Linked DNA regions of Homo sapiens: region 2 is linked to region 1. A link is a contact called in ENCODE Hi-C or POLR2A ChIA-PET data. All regions are on one chromosome and are shown on one strand. The core of a region is the stretch at or near the end of the contact, and the rest is flanking DNA. Distances in the headings are between cores, read along the strand shown.

Region 1 (5,649 bases), core at 2,863-5,362:
AAAAGAGTAAGAAATGAAAATAGGAGGAATACCAACTACTCACCTGCCCAATCCCAAGAAACAGTAATAAAGAAACACACTCACCCACACACACACACTATAACAACCACAACGAAAATCTTACCTGACTTGCCCACGCCTGCTCTCCCAAATATTGCCAGTTTGACCTCCGCACTTTTAGCCATGATGGGTGTTGGTAGACAATTTACTGTTGTTAAAACTAAAGCACTGAGTAAATCTTTTTGGTTCCAGTCTTTGGATTCACCATATCATTGTGAATCTTGGAAGAGTCCACAATCCTTAAACAAAAGAAATTTGGGAATTCATAAGTGACTGGAAAATGAATTAATATTTATTGAGCATCTACTATATGCCAGCCACCATTCACTTTTTCAACATTTTCTGGTTTGATCTTTACCACTATCCTGTGAGAAGTCTATGGTAACTTACTGTAAATGATTTAACTAATAAATGGTAGATTCAGGACTTGGATTTGGATCTGGTTGGTACTAAAACGTGCATTATCACACACAATAGCATTTCTAAAGTACTTCCTCAAGAAATTTTCTTATGAAGGTATTGATTCTTGATAGTAACTGAAAGTAAAAGTGAATACACACATTTACCATCTATCTGTAAGCATTCAGTGTACAAACACATGCAGTGGGGCAATGGAGAGAGTCACTTTTGGGCCTCTTCATGTCTCTTTGGGTTGAATAACATACATTCATATTAGTCAACTCCAATGCAACACAATTCAATTTTGCATCTCAAAGTTAAATTTTTTCTCAATTCACACTTGATCACATGATGAATTCCTGTGACAGATACAGATACACATGTTCTAGGAATCAATATATAATACATAGATTACATTTCTATATTTTGCTGGACACAATGCCCTGGTACAAAAACGATAAATGCCATGCTCCAAGTTATTCCTTTTCTATGATGACTTCAAGTAAATTTGTTTATAGTGCTGTCTTAAAGCTTGGGAAATAACATTATGTACAAAGTAAGCACATCTTATTTAGTTTGGTGCTTTAGGAGTGACATCTAGGTTCTTAGGATCATGGAAACGTAAATTTGGAAAGAGCTTTGGTGGTGGTGGGGGCTGGAGTGGGGGTCATCTGAAGAAATCTTCTAGCCATTCTTCTAGCAAGAATCTTTCCTTAGGACATAACAATCATTCCATATTCCATGCCTGACTTACCACTTCCAGGTATGAAAGGTGGGCTCATTACTTCTGAAAGCTGCTTCATTTCTCCAATTAGGAGGAACTATCTTTCTAATATTGAGCTCTAAACTGTCTCCCTGCGGCTTCTACTCATTTGTCCTCATTTCTCTCTATGAAATAACTCAAAACAAGTCAACTTTTTCTTTCACTCAGAACCGTTCAAGGATCCTAGCATCTAGTAGGACCCTTTGCTCCATCCTAGGCTTCTTTTTTCTAGGAACATGAGGCCCAGCCTGTCCACTTGTTCTTCCCGGAATGTACACTCTCGTTTATGTTTTTTTGACCTTCACTCCCTTTTTCATCATGTGCATTGCCTCCTCAACATCTTAATCACTCTAAAAGCATGGTGTCCACTGCATTCCACTTTGAGATATGACCTGACAAACTGACCCGGTGTAAATTCCCTGAGATTTTCACTATCGTTAATCTGCCCACCATGGTTATACTGTAGCACAGCCAATCACATTAAGCCTCACATCTTTTACACGGACTGCAGACCCCCTCATTCCGAACATTTGCAATCAATGGCTTAAACCTAAATACAGCACAGCACTTTTACCCGTGTTAATCTTAATCACACCAGTCTGCATAATTCATTCCATTTTCAAGGCAGTAAAGATGTTTTAAACACAAATATGTTATCTAAATGTGTTAAATGTTCCTGCCAGATTTTTCCATCTATAAATTTTTACAAAGAGCTTCTTGAGAGAGAAATTAAAAAGTGAAAATCCGCCTGAAAAAGTATTTCTACAAAGACATTATCATGTAATTGTTTTCTTCCTTAGGTATTTAAGCTATCATCCTGTACCTAATAAGGTTTTGTATTTGCTGATTTTCAAAGTGCCAGAGCTTCCTCTGAAGGAAGGAAAAATCAACATTAACATTAGCTATTGTTTACTTCATCCTCAATAATGACAAAGTGTCTAAGTAATCATTATTAGCAAAAACCAGAAGCTTAAACATCTGCAATTTGTCCAGTCCCATATTTTTGGCTAAAGATAAAAAGATTTCCTTATTTGTCACTTTAGATGCATTCATTAAGAAAAGGCCCTATGTTTTTAAGGTTCAGGGCTTCATCACAGAAACATAATATGTGGAGATATATTAACTATTTAAATTATAAATGAGAAGAGGTGCTGGCAAGTATTTCTTTGAAACATTGAACACGCAAGTGTCTGCAGCTAGTATAAACAATAATTTTGTTTCATGCAAAACTGTTCATATACATGGATATAAAATGCAAGTAATTATCTGTCTGATTAATGTTTCATGAAAGTAGCCATCAAATGTGATTTTAAAAAAATGACAAGTCACATTTTTTAGTAACTCCCAAATGGCCCCAGAGGCATAGGAATTTCACATAAGAAAGAGAAATTGTGTGGGCTATTTTTTCCATTTATAACCTAATAAAGATACAGCTGGTTATTGTCAACCTAATTTTATGTTTAGAAAAATCACTTAAAGGAAGACACAAAACTGACAGGAGTTCTTCAACATTTTATTTCTCACATGAAAATGTGAAAAGTTACATTTGACAAGATAGAAAACAAAAATAAATATGTAAATTGTTGTAATAAGTAAACTGTTGCCAAGTTTCTGATGTTCCAAATAATTCATAATCTGAGAGCTTCCATACGTGGATCTAAGAAAATCCATTTGTCCTAATGTTCTGCTGAAATATTCTGAGTAGGGCTGAAATTTGCCATTCACTTTTTATGTGGATGGTGCTTATTAGGACAAAAACATCTCAGCTGCTATCACTCTAAAGGTAAAATCATACCTATTTAGTTTGAAGGTGTAGGTTTTTTTTTCCCTAAACATAAATTAAAGGAAAAAGGAAAAACGCTAGCTAAAATCCTGTATTATTAGTGATGCATTCATTGATTTATTCCACACTTTCACGCTATGCACATACAAATAAAAGTAGTTCCCTTCGAAGAGCTTACACTCTGTTAGACCTATGATATTTAGATAACTGTAACCTTATTTACTTACTTATTTAAAGAAAGTTTTCATTCCTAATAAATCATTCTCAAGGCTATATTTATCAAGGTTCATGCTTTCTACTTCCTCTTGGGGGTGGGGCAAGCAAGCGTCTTTATAAGGTAATCATGCTTGGAACTTCTGTTTGCATGCGCTCATCAAAATCAAGTGTAGCTATTTAGGGAAGCAAAGACCCTAGTCTAGGCCTGGAAATGAGATTCTCTTCTTTTTTGGCCTCCCCTTCTCTGGTTCTGAAATCAAGTTTTCCTGGTCTCATTACTAGGAATTCTTCCTCTTCTTATCACTACGCAGTACCCACAGCAAACCAGGATAATTGTATAAGCCCCTTGGCTATTTAATGTTGCTCTGAACTCAACAGGTATCTTGCAAGAATAAACAAATCCATTGTGGACTGCAAGTCACTTGCTTTCAGGCTAGGGAGAAAATGCAGCCTTAAGTCAAAAGGGCATTTTCCCTCTCAGCTAGGAGAGCCCTGTCAAGATAGGCTGCTGGTGTTCACATCTCCCTCGCAGCGAACCCCAAAGCCGCCCTGGGAGGAGAACCCGGTGACCAAGAGGACCGACTCAGAGGCCGAGCGCGCTCAGGGCTCGGAATGGGTCTGCAGGAAGTCGTCCCGAAAGAGCTGCCTGGACACGTGCGTGACACTCACCTGTTCACACTCTCCAGGCCAGGAGAGCTACGGTCCTCTGCAAGTTCGGAATGGGTCCCCCAAGATCGCGAAGCCCTCCCACACTGCGCAGCCCAGGCTTCAGGTTGCGTTTGCGAGTTGCTGGGCTGCGGTCGTGGGTGGGACTCGCCGCAGAAGCAAGTGCCAGTGGCCCGGCGGGGGTCTCCTCACTCGCGCTCGCTCCGACTAGCGGCGGAGGGACTGCGGCAGGACGCGAGCTGAGCCCGGCCAAGGCCGCTGCGCTCAGCGGCCAGGATGCTGCAGTGCGGCGCTTCGGCGCCCCCTACTGGGGGCAGGGGCAGGCTCCTCCCGCCGCGCTGCCTCCCAGGCTTGCGAGCTTGGGTCTTTAACGTGCTGCACCCAAGACGGGCTTCCCTTTTTCACTGGTTATTTCCAAGCCTCCAGGCTCCCACCGAAGGGCGGCTTTCCTCGGTCAAAACCTTGCCTAAGAAAGCATCACTACGTGGTGTTTTCTATTCCTTATTTCAAATGATCCTCGCAATATCTCTTTGAAGTATCTTTAATTATCTCCATGATACCCAAGAGGAAACTGAAGGAGAAGGTAACGCAAGGCTAGTAAATGGCTGGAATGAAATCCAGACTGGATTGGGAACTGAGAGATGCTAGGAAAAACAAACAAGGAATTCAATTGAAATTCTATTCATATATTTGAGAAAGTTCCAAAAGCTTCTCGTCCTCCTTACAGGATCAGCATTTATAGGATTTGCATTGGAGTCATACTCCATTATGCTCAGACCCTAACAAAGACAATTAATATGCGAGCTGTGCTGGACCTGCTTTCATATCCCTCATCTGATTTGATTTTTACACCCTCTCTTCATGTAAGAACTAGTATTATAATTACTAGCCTTTCACAGATGAGGAGGTGAGCTTCAGAGAGGCTAAATGATCTCCCAAAAACTGAAACATCTGAGCAAAGAAGCAGGAGGCACTTATGTTATTGTTTTTCCCTTATAAATCTGGGTATTCTTACCAAGATACCAAACGGCTTCCAGAAAACCAGTGTTATATAGAACAGACAGGGGCCTAGGGCAAACTGAACGATCTGTAGAATGTCATCAATGGGAAGGGAGGTAACCATGGAGGCAATTTCCAGAGTCCAGACTGACCTGGAAGGTCACTGCAGCCACGAGTGAATGGCTGAATGGAACAGCTAGATCTATGGCAAAAAGAGGAGTTGCCTAGCTGAGCAGGAGCTGCCCTGCTGGTTCTTTGAGAAAGCTCAAACATTGTATGGTTTATGAGTTTCCTGATCACTAATGTACCCCTCCCTCCACACCACATACATCTGGATTAGATGCCTCCCTCTGTATCTCACAGGACCCTGTGATCTTATCATTGTGTTTGTGTTGTACTCATTTCTGCCCCTTAGTCCTCTCCATTAATCTGTGAGCTCCCAGAAGCCAGGAATGTACCATGTGTGACTTCTGTATTCCCAGCATCATCCATACAGTGTGTATACCTACAGCCTGGCATATAGTAGGTAGTTAAAGAATACCTACTGAATTGAATGAATTAAGATAAAGAAGAAGTTGTGATAGGATATGTTTGAGCTTTTTTACATACTGGATTTAGGATAGACCATCCAGTAAGAAATTGAATGTATGGGGCTGCGACATTTAAGAAAGAGGCCTGGAAAAGAGAGAGACTTTGGTGTCTTAGCATGCAGAAGATCTTTGAAGTCTGGGATGGGATAATAATTACCCAGATTCATTATATA
Region 2 (6,054 bases), core at 438-2,937, 340 kb before region 1:
TCTTTAATGCAAGGGATTTGAATAAAGAAGTTAAATATTCACTTACTAAGTTCATAAGATTCCATGCTTTCATGTGATTCTGAAATTAAAAAAAAAAGATTCATTATATCAATATTTATCCATGATTCATTATGTTATTATTTATCAATTTAGACACTGTGATAGTTTAAATACAGGGATGGAAGAAGAGGAAAGAGTCTAAAAACATGAAGAATATATTTAGCAGTGTGGTTATTAGAAATTTCAGGAATTTAGGATTTATGAGGTTTTTCTCTAGCTCTGGCCTTGCTGTGGATATCTCTATATTTTAGTTTCTCTGATGTTGAAGGAGGGAGTGGCCATTTTCAGCTAAAATTTCCCAAGGGCTATGACGTCTTCAGACAAGCAAAATAAGACACTTTAAGTGCTGTACAGAAGTCTCCAGAGAACCTTCTTCTCTGATTTATTCAGAGCCTGTTTGAGAACAGGGTCAAAGAGGATTAAGAAGGATCCAGAAGACAGCCAGGTTTCTCCAGGCAAGAGAACTACAGGGCAGTTGCTCTGCTGGGCTTACTAGGGCAGGTTTCTAAGAGGGTTCCGAAAGCCTCTTAAGAACCTGTGTTAAATTGGCAGCCACAGAAACCACTAGCTCCAGCTGACAGCTCACCCTGGGCACGATGCCAGTTCAGAGAGAGAACTGAAACGATATCAAAGCCGAAGTTTTCTTCTTTCTGCCACTCTCCTGAGCACAGCAGATAAATTTTGGAATAAGAAGCTTCTATTAATATTTGCCAGCAAGTGAATTTTCTTCAAAACTTAAAAAGGAGGTGAAGAAATCAAATCCTCTAATACAGAAAATTTGTGAATACAAGAGTGAGAAGCATAATCTTTATGGTTGTTAATGTAATTTAAATTTTAAAACAATGAAAATATCTAGGTAATTGAAACAAAAGACTGAAATAAGTAAATAACTTTGCTTCAGATTTCCTTTTATAAGCTTTGAACAAATGCAGGTATATTTAATGACATATAGAAAACAGGCAAAATTTATTTTCTGACAACAGGAGTTATGAAAATGATTCTTTTCTAAAATTCTTTTGATGTAAAACTTTATTTTAAAATTAATTAACTGAACAAACATAGTAAGTTCATGAGATTGTCCAGTCCCTAGAAAGGGCTATACTTAATACTTCACATAAAAATGGATTTTCTCAAAGGCAAGTGGTTTAAACAATACCCTTAACCCATTGATACCAAAGTCTAAATAAATATCCTTAAAAATGAGGATGCAGGGGGCTGGGAATTTGGTATCTTCTTTCTGAAATATGAGTTTCTAGATATACAGAGACTTACCACTGAACGGGTTTGCCTGTTAAGTTGCATAAGACTCTGGATATTTAGGATATAAAAAAGACTTAATAGAACAGATCAGTTTCTGCGGAGACTGGGAAATGTGAAAGTAATGGTACTTTAAGATTATAACAGAGAAAGGGGGAAGAAGAGGAGGAGGGAGAGGAAAAATAGAAGTAAGCCAAAGTCAGAGGCAGAAAAGTAAACACAGAGAAATGGGAGAAAAGTTTCTCACCATAACACAAAGTTACTACCGCTAAGGCGGCCAGGATGGCAAGAAGGATCAGGCTCTTCATGGTTTCGTCCTGCAGGTCAGTCTCAGGGTCTTGTGTAGCAGCAGTAGGGAGAGAGGCTCCTACGGGATGTTAGTGGAAGGCTGTGAGGTTTTTATAAGAACCAGAGCAGTTGAGAGGGGAGGAACCAGTGGGAGAGAGCTGGAGAAGGTGGGGAAGGGTTGGCACTGAACTAGCATTGGAACTTTTCCCAAACAGTCATTCCTTCCAGATATTATCTACTCTGAGTGGGCAGTTTTCCCTAACTGCTGGACCTGACTGTGTTACACAGGATGCTGCTCTGGTGCAGAAGTTTTGGCCATCGTATGCTTGGGGACAGACCTGGGCAAAAGCCCACAGAGGAAGTTGCCACAAACACATGATCTACCCTCCTGGCCCTGACCGCAGGGCTTTTGGGTTTGGTCCACAGACAGAGCCCTAGTGTTCTGTTTGTTACCCTGATTGATTGATGAGAGGTTTTGGGGGAGAAAGGACTTCACTTTCTTTTCTTTTCTTCTTTTTAACCTTTGCCTCTTCTTCTAGGAGAACTTCGCTTTCTACACTGATTATAATTTAGACATCTTCCCAGTAGGGCTGAATCCTAGACCAATCTATCAATCCCAGACTAATCAGGCATTTGCCTGGGGATATGCATCTTTGGCATTTTTCCAAGGGTTCATCAGGATGGAGATATCCGGTGCACCATGAGTTCTGTTTCCTTAATCAACACCGTTGTAACTTGCCCATCCAGTTTTGTGACATTAATTCAAACCTGTGCCCTAGTCCTCTTTTAGGCAGCGTATCAGTGCTGGAAAGTGCAGCAAGGATAAGAGGGTACTGTTCTCTCATTTCTGAGGGCGTTGTCTCGATAATTAACTAACTTGATAGACTTTTTAGTGAGTGGCAGGTGAGATGCAAGGTACTGTGCTAGGTGCTGTGGGGGATGTACAGACAAACAACACACCTCCCTAAGGAGGTAAGTAATAGCTACTTACTATTCACTTTGCTCTTTCACTGTAATGTATCCTCAAGCACAGGTTTTCACTACACCATCAGGCCCAGAAGTACTAGCTTATTTTCCACAGGAGGATTTCAGTTTGATGCCTCTGGTTATCTTGTATAGAGAGGTCTTTTCTTTCTTTCTTTTTTTCCCCCTTCTTTTGCAATCACAAAATCTGTCCTACCAGATGTGCCTCTCTTGCTTGGGAACCCAATAGTTTTCTTTGCAGACAACAGACTTGAAGTCACAGAGCAGCAGATTGTAGAAGAGCTACAGCTTCGGGACCTCTGACTCTTGAGCTGGAACAGCAATAGGGCTGGGTTGGGGGTGGGGTGGATGTGTCTTTCAATACTGATGTATTTCAAGGAGCAGTGATGAACTAGGTGGAGCCTCATGCTTCATTCTTTTTGTCTTGTTGGGATGGAGTTTCCCTCCCACCCTCCATCCTGTGAAGAGCTTTTATAAATATTAACAGAGTCCCCATTAAAAGAAATAGCTCCTTTGAAATCTGAAAGATTGAGTTCTGAGGGATCAATAAAATTCAAGTTTTCTCTCCAAAACCTAAGAAATAGATTATCTGTGCGAAAATCTTAAAGAAAATCTCAGAAAGAAGACCGTGTATGTTCATCCTTGATAAATTCAACCATCACAATTTCCACTAATGAGACTGGCGGTTGTTCCACTCTTTAAACCACAACCTACTATGAGTGTTAGTTTCAGTGTCCATCTTGGAAGATGAATCATCTGAATCATTACATGATCAATGAATAATTTAAAGTGCGAAAGCCAGTTCACTATATTGCATGACTTTGGGGGGACAAGCTAGCCATAGATAAAAGTTTTATACGTACTTAGCTTAGTAATTAACCACCAATTAATATAACATCAAACAAGTTGAATTCCAATGTTTCACCCTTAAAATGAGTAGTCTACTCTCCCCATCCCCACTCCATCTCCAGAATTAAAGAGAAATCTTCCCATTTTCCTGCTATAAATATGTGCTTTGCAATGTACATTAGCTCTGTCTTTTCCAGCCAAGTCATAGATGTCTCCTTTATCCCCAAGTTCAAATGACAACTATAATCTTTCAACCTCTGACATCACAATTGTTTTTTTATTTTTACACTCCCAGAAACTAAACTTGAAAATCCTACACTTCTCATTTCAACTTAAGGTTCACCTTTTGTTCACCTTAAATCACTGCTTCCACTGGATTCCCTAAACTTAAGCATTTCTCTTTATCGTCTTGGTTTTTGTAAGGCTAACTTTCTTTTGGGAGCTGTGTCTCTTCGGTCCCTCATCTGCCTTTCCTGTCCATTGCTCTCCCATCTATTTCTGGTTCTTCTCTGCAAAATCCCATTTATATATGATATGTAAAAATTATTAACATGTCTGAGAATCCAGAGCTCTTCTTTTTCTCCTCTGTCACCTTACTCCCCATTTCAAAGACAACTTTGTGAATGCCAACTCCAGTCATATGTTTTTATGATGAGGACTTGGACTAACGCATGAAGCAGGGATGGGAGCTTTGCATTAGAAAGGACCAAGATTGACTCATCTGAGAGAAGACAGAAGAAAAGAATGGAAGTAGGAAAAAAAAAAAAACGGAGAAGGGGAAATGAGAAGAGCCTTACCAATTTGGTTTGCTGGGTGAGTTTTAGGTAGAGACTGAGTGACAGAGAAAAACGGAGGCAGTTGTAGAAGGTGAGACATATTAAAAGCGAGACATGGGAACAGAGAAATAAAAGTTGCTTTGGTTAGGAATAGCATTGTTTGAGATTGCAGAATACTGTCTGAAAATTTTCAGAAAATATTGAAATTTGAACAAATTAATTTTGCCAGCTAGTTTGCATTTTCTTAATTGGGATATCTTGTCAAGACGAGACCACATGAAACTCTAAATTCTAATTAGATTTTAGATAATTATGAAAGACACTTATATAGACATTTTCCCTTAACAAAAAAGAAGTGTTATTCAGAGGAGAGAATATTTGAAGAAACTCCCAGAAGTGATAACAGAAATATGAGACAGTGATATGATTGCCAGTTTTTAAACATGTGTAGGATTCTCCTCATGTGAGGTTGGCAACGTAGGAACTGAAGCAAGAGAAGCCATGGAGTAATACAGATCTCCTATTCCACCTACTCTCAGGCAGAAAAGAGAAGAATGACCATGCCTGTCAGGGCCAGAAGGAGCTTCATGATTTCATAATTCTCCCATCCATCCATCCATCCATCCAGCCAGCCAGCCAGCCAGCCATCCATCAAGTTATCTATCTAGCCAACAAATGTACTGAGCATCTACTGTTTGTCAACTCTAGGCTGGAAATACAGTAGAGAAAAATACAGATATGGGCCCTGTCCTCATGCATCAAGTGTGCTCTTTGAACAAAAATTTAATAGTGGCTCCTCTTATTTAAAAAATTGTTAGGCAGCCAACTGGCCTTAAAGGAGACCAAGTGATGAGCTTTCTCACTGGGCTGACCATTCTTATGGGCACTCAGGAGCATCTCTGTTTCCAAAGCATCAAGAAAGGTGCTAGTGACCAGCTCAGATAATTCTGAATTTAGGGAGGGAATGCAGGAGAGGAACATTGGCAGAGCTTCTGAGAATTACTGTGGGGAGAAGCTTCTCAGAAAAGTATATTTGCCAGAGAATATACCAAAAGAGTTATCCCTTTCACATGGTATTTCTGTGACTAAAATAATGGCATAGAGGTAGAAAGTGTAATATATTTCCCTATCAATTCTACCTCCTTCTCTTTCTGTCCTTGCTTATCCTTTAACTAACTCTTTTTCAGATGGCTAGGCATTTTGTCTCTTTGAGGAATTTTCCTGGCTCCAGTCAGATTTCTTTTTCTTTTTTGCTGTTCCATGAAATTCAGCTTTATTTACTGAATTTTGATTTTATAATTTTTTTTAAACTGGCAGCACTAAAGTCCTTACCCTTGCCATTAAAGGAAAAACGCAAATGAAAGAAGAGTTAGGAAGAAGCAGCCCTGAAGACAAAAACAGAAATCACTCTCTAGGACATCAAAGAACAATGAACTAGGAGACAGAAGCCCAGCCAATGTCGTGGGACAGTGCCATGCTCTTAGTTCTTTTCTTTTAAGGGAAGCCCCTTGAGAGGATTCTGTGTGTCAGATTCTTTAACTGACATAACTTCCTAGGCACAGATAGAATCCTTCTTTCCTTTCCTTAATTTGTCTTAGTTGAACTAAGTAAGAATAAATGTTTGTCAAACTCAGGCATGGGAGGAGCATCTGGGGACTCATGGGCTGAAACTTCCAGGGAAAGTTGGAGGTGCCTGATTATTAAACAAAATAAAGGTGGAGAAGTCTGAGAGGTGGAGAGCTTTTGGCTGGGAATGGCTGGGATTTTTCTTTTCCTCCCCTATCGATTATTTCCTCCACCCTTCTTAAGAAAAGCTTCAATTTTTAAATAAGATAGCAAA

Evidence for each region. Hi-C counts contacts between places; a loop is a spot of excess contacts on that map. ChIA-PET counts read pairs that join two places held with the same protein, here RNA polymerase II (POLR2A). Pooled maps may share reads with other maps.
Region 2: a map of sigmoid colon shows a loop between it and region 1 (2.6-fold over the local background). The contact joins the promoter of MGP here to the promoter of RERG in region 1. A Hi-C loop is called at or near these places in 3 of 168 maps with a recorded cell type or tissue (aorta, ascending aorta and sigmoid colon) and 15 of 50 pooled maps. POLR2A ChIA-PET finds 5 or more read pairs at or near these places in 1 of 52 experiments (H1).

Annotation. Positions count from the first base shown.
Region 1 is chr12:15,217,305-15,222,953 of GRCh38, forward strand. RERG (RAS like estrogen regulated growth inhibitor) reads right to left here and starts at 4,113. Exons shown (of 5, transcript NM_032918.3): 1 at 3,891-4,113; 2 at 125-299. The coding sequence starts at 185. LOC124902886 reads left to right here and starts at 3,364. Exons shown (of 1, transcript XM_047429948.1): 1 at 3,364-4,674. The coding sequence starts at 3,941. The coding sequence ends at 4,258.
Region 2 is chr12:14,884,167-14,890,220 of GRCh38, forward strand. It overlaps MGP (matrix Gla protein), which reads right to left and starts at 1,688. Exons shown (of 4, transcript NM_000900.5): 1 at 1,565-1,688; 2 at 47-79. The coding sequence starts at 1,625.